Regions from separate parts of the Homo sapiens genome. Here region 1 is linked to region 2. The links are chromatin contacts, found by Hi-C or POLR2A ChIA-PET in ENCODE. All regions are on one chromosome and are shown on one strand. Each heading gives the region's core, a stretch centred on a gene start or an enhancer-like site at or near the end of the contact. The rest is flanking DNA. Distances are from core to core; before and after follow the strand shown. Region 1 overlaps EHHADH-AS1 (EHHADH antisense RNA 1). Region 2 overlaps EHHADH (enoyl-CoA hydratase and 3-hydroxyacyl CoA dehydrogenase).

Region 1 (7,338 bases), core at 112-2,611, 41 kb before region 2:
AGACAATCTATTGGAGTCAAGGAAGAAAATATCAGAAATTATATTTATATTTATTTTTAACATTGCCTTTTAAAATGTCCGTATATGTTTGTGTTTCATGAGGTATATACTAATGTTATTACAGTAGCATATGTGTGTGATTTATAAATAAGTACAAATTGCATAGCATAATAATTAGTAGCATAGACTCTAGAGCCAGATTGCCCACGTTAAAATCTTGGGTTTATCACCCAGAGACGGGTTGATAGGTGCAGCAAACCACCATGGCACATGTATACCTATGTAACAAACCTGCATGTTCAGCACATGTATCCCACAACTTACAGTAAAAAAAAAACCAAAAAACAAAAAAACAGCTGGGCACAGTGGTGCATGCCTGTAATCCCAGCACTTTGGGAGGCCGAGGCAGGCAGATCACGAGGTCAAGAGATCGAGACCACCCTGGCCAACACGGTGAAACCCCCATCTCTAAAAATACAAAAATTAGCTGGGCATGGTGGCGCACACCTATAGTCCCAGCTGCTCAGGAGGCTGAGGCAGGAGAATCACTTTAACCCAGGAGGCGGAGGTTGCAGTGAGCCGAGATTGCGCCACTGCACTCCAGCCTGGCAACAGAGCAAGACTCCGTCTCAAAACAAAAACAAAATCAAAAACAAAACAAAAAACAAATAAACAAACAAAAAACTTGGGTTTATCTCTGTGTGTCCTTGGAAAAGTAATCTTTCTGTGCTTCAGTTTCCTCATCTGTAAAACGGTGATAATAATACTGGAATGCCTACTGCATAGGGGTATTGTGAGAATTAAATGAGTTAATACAAGCAGAATATTTAGAATGCTGCTCTGCAATATTAGGGGTGGTGTATGTTTTTTCAATGATAAATACAGTGATCCACAGATGATGAACTTGATGGGTGGACAGAGAGAGTGTGCTGTCCTGTTCTGATTTTAGGAAAACAAAAGAAAAAAGGACAATTATTATTATGCATATACACATATTTTAAGGTATATTAAAGATGCATTTTGTGTCTGTCTCTTTCTCTCGTCTGTCTCTCTTTAACCCAAAAACGGTGTGGTTTTACACATTTGGCAATTATGGCTCCAAATATTCTACTAACTAGAGGCACAAAAACAAACAGCTCTGGGGCATCAGAGCAAGACCACTCCCCAAATTGCCCCTTTCGCTTAAGCCAGCCTCTAGCCTTGGAATCTGGCTAGCACTGCCAGGTTGCCTAAGTCCACAAGCAGTAAAAGAGGGCCCTAGTATGCTGGGGTTATTTATCTTGGTGTTGTCCTCTGGCCCAGCCCTGCCCAGGAACAGGAGACAGACGGCCACACAGAGCCTTGCCTCTGATAACTGGGGGGTGGAGAGGTTGAGAAACAACGCTTCACTCAGCAACTTCCTGCTCCCTCCGAGGAAGAAGAAAGGGGTGTCTGTGCTAGAGCCACTCCCTTGCCAGCAGCCCAGCAGAACAGCTGCTGATCCTCTGCATCCCCACGTCCCGGCGGAGGCCCTGGGAAGTGGGAACATCAGCTGGAGAGAAAAGGAGAAAGCAGTACATTGAGTGTTGCTTAGGCCGCCTGCTTCGCTTTCTTCTCTCGCTCTCCCCAGAGACAATCTCGTGGCCTGTGTTTCCCCGCAGGCAGGCCCCAGCGCCCTCAAGCCCAGATGTCTGCTGTCCACGCTCTTCTGACTTCCGGAAAGCTAACATCTCAGATTCCCTCTCCCTGAAGGACCTTTGGGAAGTCCCAACCCCCACCCCAGGCTCTTCACTCCCCCCGGGTCTGCTTCTCATTCTCTCAGATAGATTTATAACTTATGTAAATAAATGTACATGATTAGCCAAGTGATTATGTAAATGGCGCCTTCCTTTTCTCGTCCCAATTCTGGTGACAATAATGATTAAAAGATGGAAAATAGAGTCAACATGTAAAAGGTAAAGAAGCTGGAATTTAATCTGAAAAAGCAAGTGTAATGCCTATTTCACGGCAAGGTTCCATTTGCACAAAGGATAAAATAAAAGAGGTCACTGACTCTCAAATTTCCATGAAAGCTCTAAAACGGTAGCAAATCAGGTAAAATCTGACTACCTATATTCACTGATTTTCTCATTAAAATTAGTGGCTCTTAGGAAATGGCCAGGTAGACTAATTGCTATACTGTATGAATGGCTCGTACTATGATTACAGTGATATACAGTATATAGCATACACTCAAAAAAATCCCTGAATTTACTAATAGACAAAATATCTGTGTAGAAAGAGCCACAAATCCAACTGTTAAATTATTATTTTTAAAATTCTTGCCCATATTTTAAAGAATTAATAAAGCTAGCTTTTCAGGAACCATGTAAGAATAAGCAATTGGATTTTAAAAATTGAAATGGTATTATTATGCTCACTCTTGTAGGCTGAACAAGAGCTACAAAAAATTGTGTACATCTTACATAATATTTTAACTCTGGGAAGCCAAGTACATAATGATCATGAAAATCTACTAATTTCAAATGCTGCTGCAGCTGAAATTCTATCTCCAATTTCCACCGACTCACATTGCCTATTATTTATGAAACTGACCCGCATCCCACCCATGCACAAGTTCCAGGAGCCTACAGAACATTTTGTCTAAAGTAATAAAAACAATATTAGAGAACCGCTATTGAACATAGAAATTATATTCTATTACTTAGTTAATAGTTGACCCCGAACTCAGAATTTTTAAGAAAACTTCTCAACAGCACCATCTGGTGGGCAGTGCAGCAAAAACACAAAACAAAACACAGCAAGACGAAACCCACACTCCATACTTTGAGTTCTTGGAAGTGATTATCAATTGCGCTTCATTAAGTTTGTTTTATTTTCCAACGTAGAGTCTACATTATGAGATGTTTCCGAGGGCCAGTTGGGTAACTGACAATTTAGTGGTATGGCCAAGACGTTTTCTGTAACAGTTCATATTTCAAATACTCATACATTCTAATAACAAATATTCTTGAGTTTTATATTCTTTGTTATGTAATATTATTGTCTCGAAAAAGTGGATTTGTAAATTGTACAATGAAATGTAATTTGATTTTTAATTCCTTTAAATTTTTTTTTTTGAGGCAGAATCCAGGCTGGAGTGCAGAGGCATGATCTTGGCTCATGGCAACCTCCACCTCCTGGGTTCAAGCAATTCTCCTGCCTCAGCCTCCTGAGTAGCTGGGACTATGAGATTTTTTTTTAATGTAAGTCACAAATCATCAAACTTTTTTTGGATCATTTGTTCTATAATTAGGGGTGGGTAGACAAGGCGAAAGTTAGGTTACCAATGGAAATTTGGCTTTTACATTTCTTACGTTAAGCTGTGCCAGGTAGTTTTGAGGCAGATGATGGATGAGCAATCTTTCTACGGCCTTCCTTCAGTGTTCTAACATAGCCTGGGCTAATCTCCAGCATGCAGAACACAAGGTGGGATCTTTTAGAATGGCTAGTCTAAGACAAGGTATAAACTAAGATTTTTATTTCTTCAACAAATATATTGAGCATCTCCGATGTCCAGGCACTGGTCTAGGTTCCAGACACAACAACAAACAAAACACCAAAAATGACTGCTTGTAAGGAGTTGATATTTTAGAGGGGGAAGCATAGAAAGTATTGTCAGACAGTAACTGTGCTATGAAGAAAATGCAAGATCAAGGAGACAGGGAATATTGGGGAAGGGAATGGTTGCTGTTGATACGGAATCATCAGAGAAAGCCCTTCTAACAAGGTGACTTCAAAGCAGAAGGAAAGAAGTGAGGCAGAAATCTGTGCAATAGCTGAGGGAAGTGAGTTTCAGGTAGACAGAATAGGAGGTGCAAAGGCCCTGGGGTGGGAGTTTGCTTGGCATGTTCAGAAAATACCAAGGAAGCCACGTTGGCTTGGACAGAGAATGAGCAAAACATTCAGAAGGTGAGGTCAGGGAGCTAATGGGGTTAGATCATGTAGGGTCTTGTAGCATTGTAAAGGCTGGTTTTTACTCTAAATAAGATAGAAAACCACGGACTATTTTGAATACAAGAGCTATTCTGGCTGTTGTGTTGATATGGTTGTAGTAAAACAAGGGCTGAAGCAGGGAGTCCAGTTAAGACACCATTGCCTCAGAGGAGAGGCAATAATAGGTTGGACCCAGTGATAGCAGAGAAGGCAGTGATAAATAGTTGTATTCTGAATATATTTGCTGGTAGAGCCACCGAGATTTACTGATGGATTAGATGCGGAGAGTGAGATAAAGAGAAGAGCTGAGGATGACACTAAGGTGTATGTCCTGAGCAAATGGCAGAATGGAGCTATCACTTACGGAGAATGGGGCAGATTTACAGAAGTCTGTTTTGGGGGAGGACTGGAAGGGGGATGGAGAATATCAGGAGCTCAATTTGAACATGTTAAGTCTTAGATATCCACTAGACATCCTAACATAAATGTCAAATAGACAAACAAGGGAGAGGTCTAGGCTGAAGGTACGAATTTAGGAGTTCTCTGTGTACAGATGATATTGAAAACCACGAAACTAAATGAGATCACTGAGACAGCAGGTATGGAGCATGAAAAAAAGAGATTCAAGGCCTGGGCCCTGGGCTCTCCACTATTTAGAGGTGGGGGAGATAGACAACCAGTAATGGAAACTGAGCAGGAGACCAACGAGGTGGAAGAAATAAAGAGGCTGGTGAAGTCCTGGAATCAGGCAAAGCAAGCTTTGTAAGGAAGAGGGAATGATCGATGAGCTAAGTGAGATGAAAACCAGGAATTGATCACTGGATTCAGCAATAAAAGTGTCACTGGTTGGCCATGCGCGGTGGCTCACTCCTGTAATCCCAGCACTTTGGGAGGCCGAGGCAGGTGGATCACGAGATTAGGAGTTCAAGATCAGCCTGGCCAAGATGGTGAAACCCCATCTCTACTAAAAATTAGCTGGGCATGGTGGTGAGTGCCTGTAATCCCAGCACTTTGGGAGGCCGAGGCGGGTGGATCACGTGGTTAGGAGTTCAAGATCAACCCGGCCAAGATGGTGAAACCCAGTCTTTACTAAAAATTAGCCAGGCATGGTGGTGAGCGCCTGTAATCCCAGCTACTTGGGAGGCTGAGGCAGAGAACTGCTTGAACCCGGGAGGCAGAGGTTGCAGTGAGCCAAGATTGTGCCACTGCACTCCAGCCTGGGTGACAGAGCAAGACTCTGTCTAAAAAATAATAAAAAAAAAAGTGTCACTGGTGGACTTGACAAAGGCAGTATTGGTAGAGTGGTGGTGATCAAAACCTGACTGGAGTAGGTTTAAGGAAGAATGAGAGGAAAAGATAGGAAACAATGAGAAAAATCAGTAGAGAAGTTTTGCTGTGAAGAAGAAGCAAGCTGGTAGCTGGAAGGGGAAATGGGATCAAATTTTTTTAATAGAAAAAGGATTTTTAAACAAGATTTTATTTAAGATGGAAGAAAGTACAACTTTATGTACTGATTAGAAAGAAGCTGTAGAGAGAGGGAAGTTGATGAAGCAGAAGAAAGGGGAGAGAATTGCTGGGACCAGGTATTTGAGTAGGTGAAGGGAGATGGTATCTAGAATATAGCAGAGGAGCTGATTTTTAATAGATGGGCAGATAGTTTATTTACAGAAACAAGAGGGAAGGCAGAATATGTGAGCACAGATGCAGGGAGGTGGGTAGATGTGTTGGTGGGCACTTGAGGAAGCTCTCCTGATTGTTTCTATTTTCTCAGTGAAAGAAGCAAGGACATCAGCTGAGAAGGAGGATGGAGAAGGAGGTGACAGAATCTGGAAGAATAGGAGGTACGAAAGAATCATCTAGAGGAATGGGGGAATGAATGGTCTAAAGAAATGTGGTAGCATGGCCTCCTTAAGGTTAAGGAGCATACATTTTTTAGTGAGTACATTCTTCTCTGAATTCCAGTATTAACATTCTACATCATTCATTTGGCACTTGACACTCGTTACATTCAATTATCGATTAACTGTTCTTGAGAGTTCTATCTCCCTCTTTTTCCTGATTATACCTCACTTGTTAGGGCCTCAACTAACATGCCATAAGGAATCATTTAAAACCACATAACTGAGGGCTTCAGAAAATGTGAGAACATACGTGTGGCCCCTTGCTGCTGTGACTGTGCAGGGCGAGCCATCTAATTCTCCAGGGCAGTGTTATCAAGTCCATGGGGTTAATCTACATCAAACCACATCCTCCTGCCTGTCCTCTGTCTCTAGTAAAGGTGCTATTTTGGCCCCCATAGTTACTTTTTGTTTTATTTTTCAATGTATTCAAAAGGTGGCTGATGCAGTCATTTATTAGAGACCCTCTTGAAGACCCCAAGGAGATACAGAAGTGTTCAATACACATTTGAGACTAGAGGACATGCTAATGCAAATGTTGAGTTTGAGAGGACTCAGGAGAAGGATTTGGAGAGTTGAGAAAGATCAGACATCAGATTAGATGCCATACAATGAAAAGAGTCCACGGCCACACAGGGATGAGTGTCCAGGTGAGGAGGGATGCTGGGAGTTGCAGGTTTCTTGAGCAAATTACAAAAACAGGAGCTGAAAGTATAATGAGAGTGATTAGAGCAATAGTGAAGGTCTACAAGGCAGAGCTCTTTGATGCTGTGCCGCGCCGACCAGATTCCCCCAGCTGCTGCGAGTACTGGCCGTAAGGACCTGAATTGATCCCAGGATACTGATCTTGGCTGATGGTATGTCCAAGGCTATGCCTTCCTCCCTAGGGGCAACCCACAGCCAAAAGCAAGTCAAGGTTGGGGTACAAAGGTCCATCCCCCTTGCCTTAATTTAGGATCTCTGAAGGACTATCCAAGCCCCTGACCTCCCCATGGGTCCACTGAAGCCCCTGTTACATCTGTATCAACCCATCCTTCTGCTCAATCCTGTTTCCTTCACTCCCTTACAGCTGTTGTTGCCAAGAGCATTCACCAGTAGACCTGCATGGAAATCTCTGCTTCGGGTCTCCTTCCCATTCTATGGCAATTTTAACAGAAGAGGTCCTAAGAGGCAAACCGTTAAAATGGAATTTTGGAACTGGATCATCAACCAGCCACCTGGCAATGAGGACATCATCCCTCGTAGTAAGTGGAGTACTGATACCACCTGGCGTGCTGTGGCTGCAAAAGTTAAAACTTTTACCCGTGCAGAAGTTGTGATGGGATATCGGTAGGAAGTAATGAAAGCAATATCTCAGGCATTTGAGAGGCCTATCGAAAATTGTGATTATATGGAGTCAGATAGTGGTTGCTGGAGGCTATTGCTGCACTGCAGAAATATAATAAAAGATGTGAAGGTGATTAATTACCAATGTAAGATGATCTGT
Region 2 (6,549 bases), core at 1,293-3,792:
AACCTTGCTTGAGTTGTTGCAAGGACAAATAACTAAGCACCCAACCACTGTAGCCTGTGAGGTCTCAGAACATGATTTGAAACCAGCTAATTTTGTTGAACCCTTTCTTTTACCAATACATAAAACAAAGCCCCAAAGATGATTTGTTAAGGTCCCGTAGCTAAAGCTGAGACCTCTGTCTCTCCTGACCTCCAGTCCTGAGCCCATTTCTCTAACAGACTGCGTCCTTTCCACACTGGCCTCCCAAAGTCATCCATTTTTTTGGGGGAGGGGGTAAATTTAATGACTTAGATATTAGGAAAAGATAAATTTTTTTTCAAATCAAGAGTCTAGATTACCTACCACCCAAGTACAACCACTACTGAAAATTTGTTACATCGCCTTATAGTTTTTTCCTTATGCAGGTACATATAAGAACACACGCACACACTTGTAAAATTTTCTACCTGGCTGTTTTCTTCTTAATACTATATGTAAGCAATTTTCCAAGTTCTTCAACTTTCTTTAAAAATGGAAGTTGTAATAGCTGAATGGAGTCAGTTCATTGAGATTATCGTTTTTACATAATTAATTTCCCAGAACTAAATATTTGAGTTGTTTCCAATATTTTATGATAATCTAAAAGCTTTAGTGAGTATTACTGTATACAAATCTTTGTGTATTTATGTGATTATTTCTCTATGGTAAATTCCTAAGAATAGAAAAACTAAGTGAAAAGGTATGAGTAATTTTAAGCCTCTATAAGTGATTGTCCAGCTGCCTTCTAGACAGGATGTATTACAAGCATTCTAATGAGAGCTTATTTAAACTCAGTCTCACCGTATTTGTTCCATCTGTTCTGATCTGCTTGGCAAAAATTAGTGTCTTTTAAATCACTGATTTTTTTATTAATAAATTTTAAAAAGCATTTAAGAGTCAAGCATACACTTATTACAACCCAGCAATACTATTCTCAGGTATTTACCCAAGAAAAAGGAAAAACTATGTCTACAAAGACTTGTGTAGGCCCAAAGTGGAAACAAACTAAATGTCCATCAACTGATAATGGATAAACAAATTGTGGTTTACCCACAATGTGGAATACAAGTCAATAAAAAGGAACAAAATATTAATGCATGCAACAATAGGAATGGCTCTCAAAAACATTATACAAAATAAAGCCAGCCACAGAAGACTATATACTACTGCATGATTTCATCCATATGAGATTCTAAAAAAACCATAAAAGTATGACAGAAAGTAGGTCACTGGTTGCCTGCGGCCAAGGGGAAGAAAAAAGGATTTATGGGAAAGGGGTATGAGAATACTTTTTAGGGTGATAGAACTATATTTTGATTGTGGCCATGGTTATACAACTGTAAACAACTACCAAAATTCACCAAACTCCCCCTTAAAATGCATGAATTTTATCTGTAGAAATTACACCTCAATACAGCTGGAAAAAATAAAAACAAAACCAAAAATAATTTAGAAATGTTTGAGAAAACTAACTTATCCTAAGCTGGAGAATAAAACAAAACAAAAGCAAAAATCACTTAAGAAATTTTGGAGAAAAACTAACATTTTCATTTTTGCTTATTTCCTTTCCATTTGTATCTGTATTCATACATACTCCAGATAATGATCATTACTCTATACACGATTATATACTGTATAATTGCAAATACATGTACATTTATATTCTACACATTTTTATATCACAATTTTACATTTTTCTATATAGTTTTCATGATTATAATTTAAAATAGTAACACATAATTGTCTAAAGCCCTGAAGTGTTAAAAGGTGAATTACAGGTTTAAAGCAAATGGTGCCTCAATATTTGGATGCCACCAAGTGGACAAACTGTATAATGTCGTTGAGATGAAACACTATTTTGTAAGTTTTATAAAGTAAAAATGCTTAATTTAATGTTTACAATTAATTTTAAATTGTGAATAAATTAAAGTTATAACCAGACCATTTTAGAAATGTAGCTAAGGTTGAGACCTGGATCCAGGTCTCCTAGATCATGAACCTCAACTATTTCTTGAAGTAACTTAATTCTCAAATCAGAATCTAGGGAAATCACTTAAGGAAAAGAACTTCCTGTTGAAATTGAGACCTTTACAAACTAAAACTACAGATGTGAATGACAGACACGGGTCTACCTTTAGCAAACCAAAGAATCATTTCGGGACCTCCAAATGCAAATAGCCTTTGCTGTGTGTCTGTCAAGTGACTTCTAACAAAACAATAAGCCCCCTCGGGAAGCACAATGATGAAAACACAGTGAAGGTTGCCTGAAAGGCCGAGAAAAATAGTAGGAAATTTATTTCTATTTGGGCAAGGACTTGCTGATTCTCTTTAGGGGTCTCCATTATTTTCTCCCCATCGTTCCTCCCCTCTCCAGTTCAAGCTTTTACTTTCACATTGAAACAGTAACTGGCTAGAGCCACAAAAAAGAAAGATTATTTCAGGAAAGTGTTTGGTCTCTGCCAAGGTCAACAAAAGAATGACTCCTTCAAAAGAATGCCTTTGAATGACACTGGGCCATTGCCTGCCACCAAGCGGGAGACCAGCACTCTGTTCTGCCTGTAACGCAATACTCTTCCCAATTATTTTTTTCTGGCTATTTTTACCCTCTCCATCTTGCTCATTTAAAGATGACAACATCCATAGACTGAAAAGAAACTGTGAAACAAACAAAAAAACCTCTGTGAGTGCCACTGAAAGAACTCTGAAAGGAACATCCCGAGTCCATAAAGTAAGAAACCACTGAGAGAAGGACATAACTCAGTTTGCGGAGACAGAAGTTCTCAAGGCCCACAGTTTTACTGCGGTAAATTATAGAGCCTGTGATATGGTTTAGATGTGTGTCCGCTCCAAATCTCATGTTGAAATGTGGTCCCCAGTGTTTGAGGTGGGAGCCTGGTGGGAGGTTACTGGGTCATGGGAGCTGATCCCTCAGGAACGGTTTAGTACCATCCCCTTGGTGATAAGAGAGCTTTCACTTAGTTGATGAGAGATCAGCTTGTTTAGAAGAGTTTGGGGCCAGGCGCGGTGGCTCATGCCTGTAATCCCAGCACTTTGGGAGGTCGAGGCAGGCAGATCACGAGGTCAGGAGTTCGAGATGAGCCTGGCAAACATAGTGAAACCCCGTCTCTACTAAAAATACAATAATTAGCGGGGCATGGTGGGCGGACGCCTGTATTCCCAGCTACTTGGGCTGCTGAGGCAAGAGAATCACTTGAACCCAGGAGGCAGAGGTTGTGGTGAGCCAAGATCGCGCCACTGCACTCCAGCCTGGGCAACAGAGCGGGACTCTGTCTCAGAAAAAAAAAAAAAAAAAAAGAGTTTGGGACCTCCACACTTCTCTCTTGCTCTCTTGCCATATGACGTGCCTATTCCTGCTTCACGTTCAACCACGGGTAAAAGCTCTGAGACCTCACCAGAAGCTGAGCACATGCTGGTACCATGCTTGTACAACCTGCGGAACTGTAAGCCAATTAAATCTTTTTTTCTTTATAAATTACCCAGCCTCAGGATTTTCTTTTTTTTTTTTTTCTCGAGACGGAGTCTCGTTCTGTCGCCCAGGATGGAGTGCAGTGGCGCGATCTCGGCTCACTGCAAGCTCCGCCTCCCGGGTTCACGCCATTCTCCTGCCTCAGCCTCCCGAGTAGCTGGGATTACAGGCGCCCGCCACCACGCCCGGCTAATTTTTTGTATTTTTTAGTAGACACGGGGTTTCACCGTGTTAGCCAGGATGGTCTCGATCTCCTGACCTCGTGATCCGCCCACCTCGGACTCCCAGAGTGCTGGGATTACAGGCGTGAGCCACTGCGCCCGGCCAGGAGTTTCTTATTTAAATGAACATGTATCCTGTTTACAGTCTTTGGCTATTTTTATTATTATCTTCTTACCTGAAACTCTCTGAGCAAATCTGATTGCTTCTTCAACCGGGTCTGAGTTTACAACTTTATCTAGAATGCCCAGCTTGAGTGCTTCATCTGCTAAAATACGTCTTCCTGAAATAAACAACAACAACAATAACAACAAATCAAAGAGCGATGTAAGATTAAAGCAAAAGCATTACTCTCTCTAGTAGGAAAGGCTGTCTGTCTGGATATAAATATCTATTATTGAATAAAATAAGTAAGAACCACACTCACTGAAAGAATAGAAAGATCACCACTGAGGTAACCAGGAAACTTGGATTCAAGCTCCAGCTCTAGTTTCCACTATTTGTGTGACCATGAAGAACTGCACCAGGACCACAATTTCCTCATTGGCAAATGGCAATAATTATGCTTATCTCAGTAATTCTGAGTATTAAGTGAGAATAACAGATTCTCTTTATATTCTATAAATCTCTATAGAAGTACTTTATGAACTACAGATCTCTATAGAAATGTGAGATGTTTAGTTTTTTATAATAATAATAGAAGTAGCAGCAGCAGAGTAATATATAGTATCTACCTTATCCCTAGCACACCCCATTGGCTGTGGATGGTTAAAAAAAAAAAAGGACCGGGCACGGTGGCTCACGCCTGTAATCCCAGCACTTTGGGAGGCCAAGGCGGGTGGATCACCTGAGGTCAGGAGTTCGAGACCAGCCTGGCCAACATGGTGAAACCCTGTCTCTACTACAAATACAAAAATTAACTGGGCATGGTAGTGGGCACCTGTAATCCCAGCTACTCAGGAGGCTGAGGCAGGAGAATCGCTTGAACCCAGGAGGTGGAGATTACAGTGGGCTGAGATCACACCACTGCACTCCAGCCTGGGCAAAAGAGATAGACTCCATCTCCAAAAACAAAGAAAAAGAGAGAGAGAGAAAATTTAAAAAAAAGATAGTCCCCAGACATAAATATAGTTAACTCAATGAGAAAAAAATTAAGTTGACATTCTATAAGGTATAATTAAAATTACCTAGGACAAATGGGATGGATTTCTGCCAGTTTTTGGCTACCCAGCATCTCAGCTCCTCCCTTAGTTTGTGGAATTGCTATTGTGTGAGCTTTGAAGCCCTGCCTTCTACTACAGAAGCTGAAAAGGACACAGATGATTAGACAATTGACAATTTGACTGTGGCAGCTGGAGTGTGGCCCATGACCCCAGTTAGTGAACTGAGTGCTCTGTTGAGGGTTTTTAGCTTGGAGTTAGTGACACTAAGCAGCAGCGACAGGTTAAATCTCATTTCACAGGTGCCAATATCTAGTGTCTGGCAGTGGTGGTGCTGGTATACTTAGCATCCAATCATGCCATTGGCATCCTCCAGTACAGAATGTCAGCAATAGGAGATATAGAAGTTTGATGAGGGTTTGCACCGTTCCTAAATTTGCCTTGACAGTTCTTCACCAGTTGTAAATATGCAATTTGATCTGCATATTCTGAGGTAAGAGGTAGGGGACATCAGCATCCCCTACCCCAGGGTCAGAAGGAAGAAGACAGTGACACATCGCTTGCTTTCTTGCCAGTACCATCTTGCCTTCTGAAAAGCAACCATCAAATCCATCTTGGTGGCAACAGTCCCACAGTCTTCACTGCACTTACAGTGTTGGTGGATGCCATCGGAGACAAACCCTCCATTCCTGGTTCTTATTATTGCTTCAGAGAACTACAAATGAGTTTTCTTGATTGGATAGAAAGTTCAGTGATTTTTTTTTGGTAGGTCTCTCTTTGAAAAGCAGTATTTGGGCAGTTTTCTGGAAGTATCTCTGAAAACAGGCTTTCAGATCTCCTTCTGGAGTAAGGAGTAGGGTAAGAGGTACATAAATGGTTTCTGTACATAAGTATCCTGTGTATAAAATCACTTTGGTAAGGAGAGAGTGAATCAGCCTACCCAGGTTAAGGGAACCAAGCAAACACAAAATGGGACATGGAAACCTGGATATTATTATAAAAGGATTTTGAGGTCAACTAAGCAGGGAGAATGTGAGCTACTCCCAGATAGACTAAAAATTTCTCTAGCTGTAATGATTTCTTCTGGCTTGGATTTCACAAAATTGGAAGAGTACCACTACTATTCTAACAGAGTCAATGGGATTCCAAGTACAGTCATATGCCATATAATAACATTTCTGTCAACAACACATATATGATGGTGGTCCCATATGATTACGATATCATATATTTACTGTACCTTTTCTATGTTAGATGTGTTTAGATACATAAATACTTTCCATTGTGTTACAAATGCCTACAGTATTCAGTACAGTAACATGCTGCACAGGTTTGTAGCCTAGGAACAAGAGGCCATACCATATAGCCTAGGTGTGTAATAGGCTATACCATCTAGGTTTGTGTAAGTAAACCATGATGGTCACATAACAACAAACTCGCCTAATGATTTCTCAGAATATATCTCGTTGTTCAATGATGCATAGCTGGACTTTTATCCTGTATCAAAGAACTAAGGATCTAAAGACATGGCTCTGTATATCCAATCCAGATTCTTAGGCTGTAATTTAAAATTGTTTTTTCTTATGACATCGTAAGTGTAGATGACAACCACTGTCCAATGGGCTCTAATAAGAACCCTGTGTGCCCTAAGGGAACTGAGGTTGA

Evidence for each region. Hi-C counts contacts between places; a loop is a spot of excess contacts on that map. ChIA-PET counts read pairs that join two places held with the same protein, here RNA polymerase II (POLR2A). Pooled maps may share reads with other maps.
Region 1: a loop to region 2 is called in a map of MCF 10A, with 13 times the contacts of the local background. The contact joins two enhancer-like sites. A Hi-C loop is called at or near these places in 2 of 168 maps with a recorded cell type or tissue (MCF 10A and endothelial cell of umbilical vein), 3 of 37 single-sample maps with no recorded cell type and 6 of 50 pooled maps. POLR2A ChIA-PET finds 5 or more read pairs at or near these places in 2 of 52 experiments (HEK293T and RWPE1).

What each region holds. Positions count from the first base shown.
Region 1 is chr3:185,174,215-185,181,552 of GRCh38, forward strand. EHHADH-AS1 (EHHADH antisense RNA 1) reads left to right here. Exons shown (of 7, transcript NR_038990.1): 2 at 3,106-3,224; 3 at 5,726-5,795; 4 at 6,289-6,502; 5 at 6,922-7,338. Among named protein-coding and RNA genes, the nearest start is that of EHHADH-AS1, 15 kb to the left of the region's middle. RefSeq lists enhancers at 996-1,520, 1,267-1,561, 1,521-2,045. Within about 2 kb of position 1,362, at least 16 of the 41 ENCODE cell types and tissues checked have a DNase peak (open chromatin) inside an H3K27ac peak, as active enhancers do.
Region 2 is chr3:185,214,234-185,220,782 of GRCh38, forward strand. EHHADH (enoyl-CoA hydratase and 3-hydroxyacyl CoA dehydrogenase) reads right to left here. Exons shown (of 7, transcript NM_001966.4): 5 at 3,903-4,007. Among named protein-coding and RNA genes, the nearest start is that of MIR5588, 36 kb to the right of the region's middle. Within about 2 kb of position 2,543, at least 4 of the 41 ENCODE cell types and tissues checked have a DNase peak (open chromatin) inside an H3K27ac peak, as active enhancers do.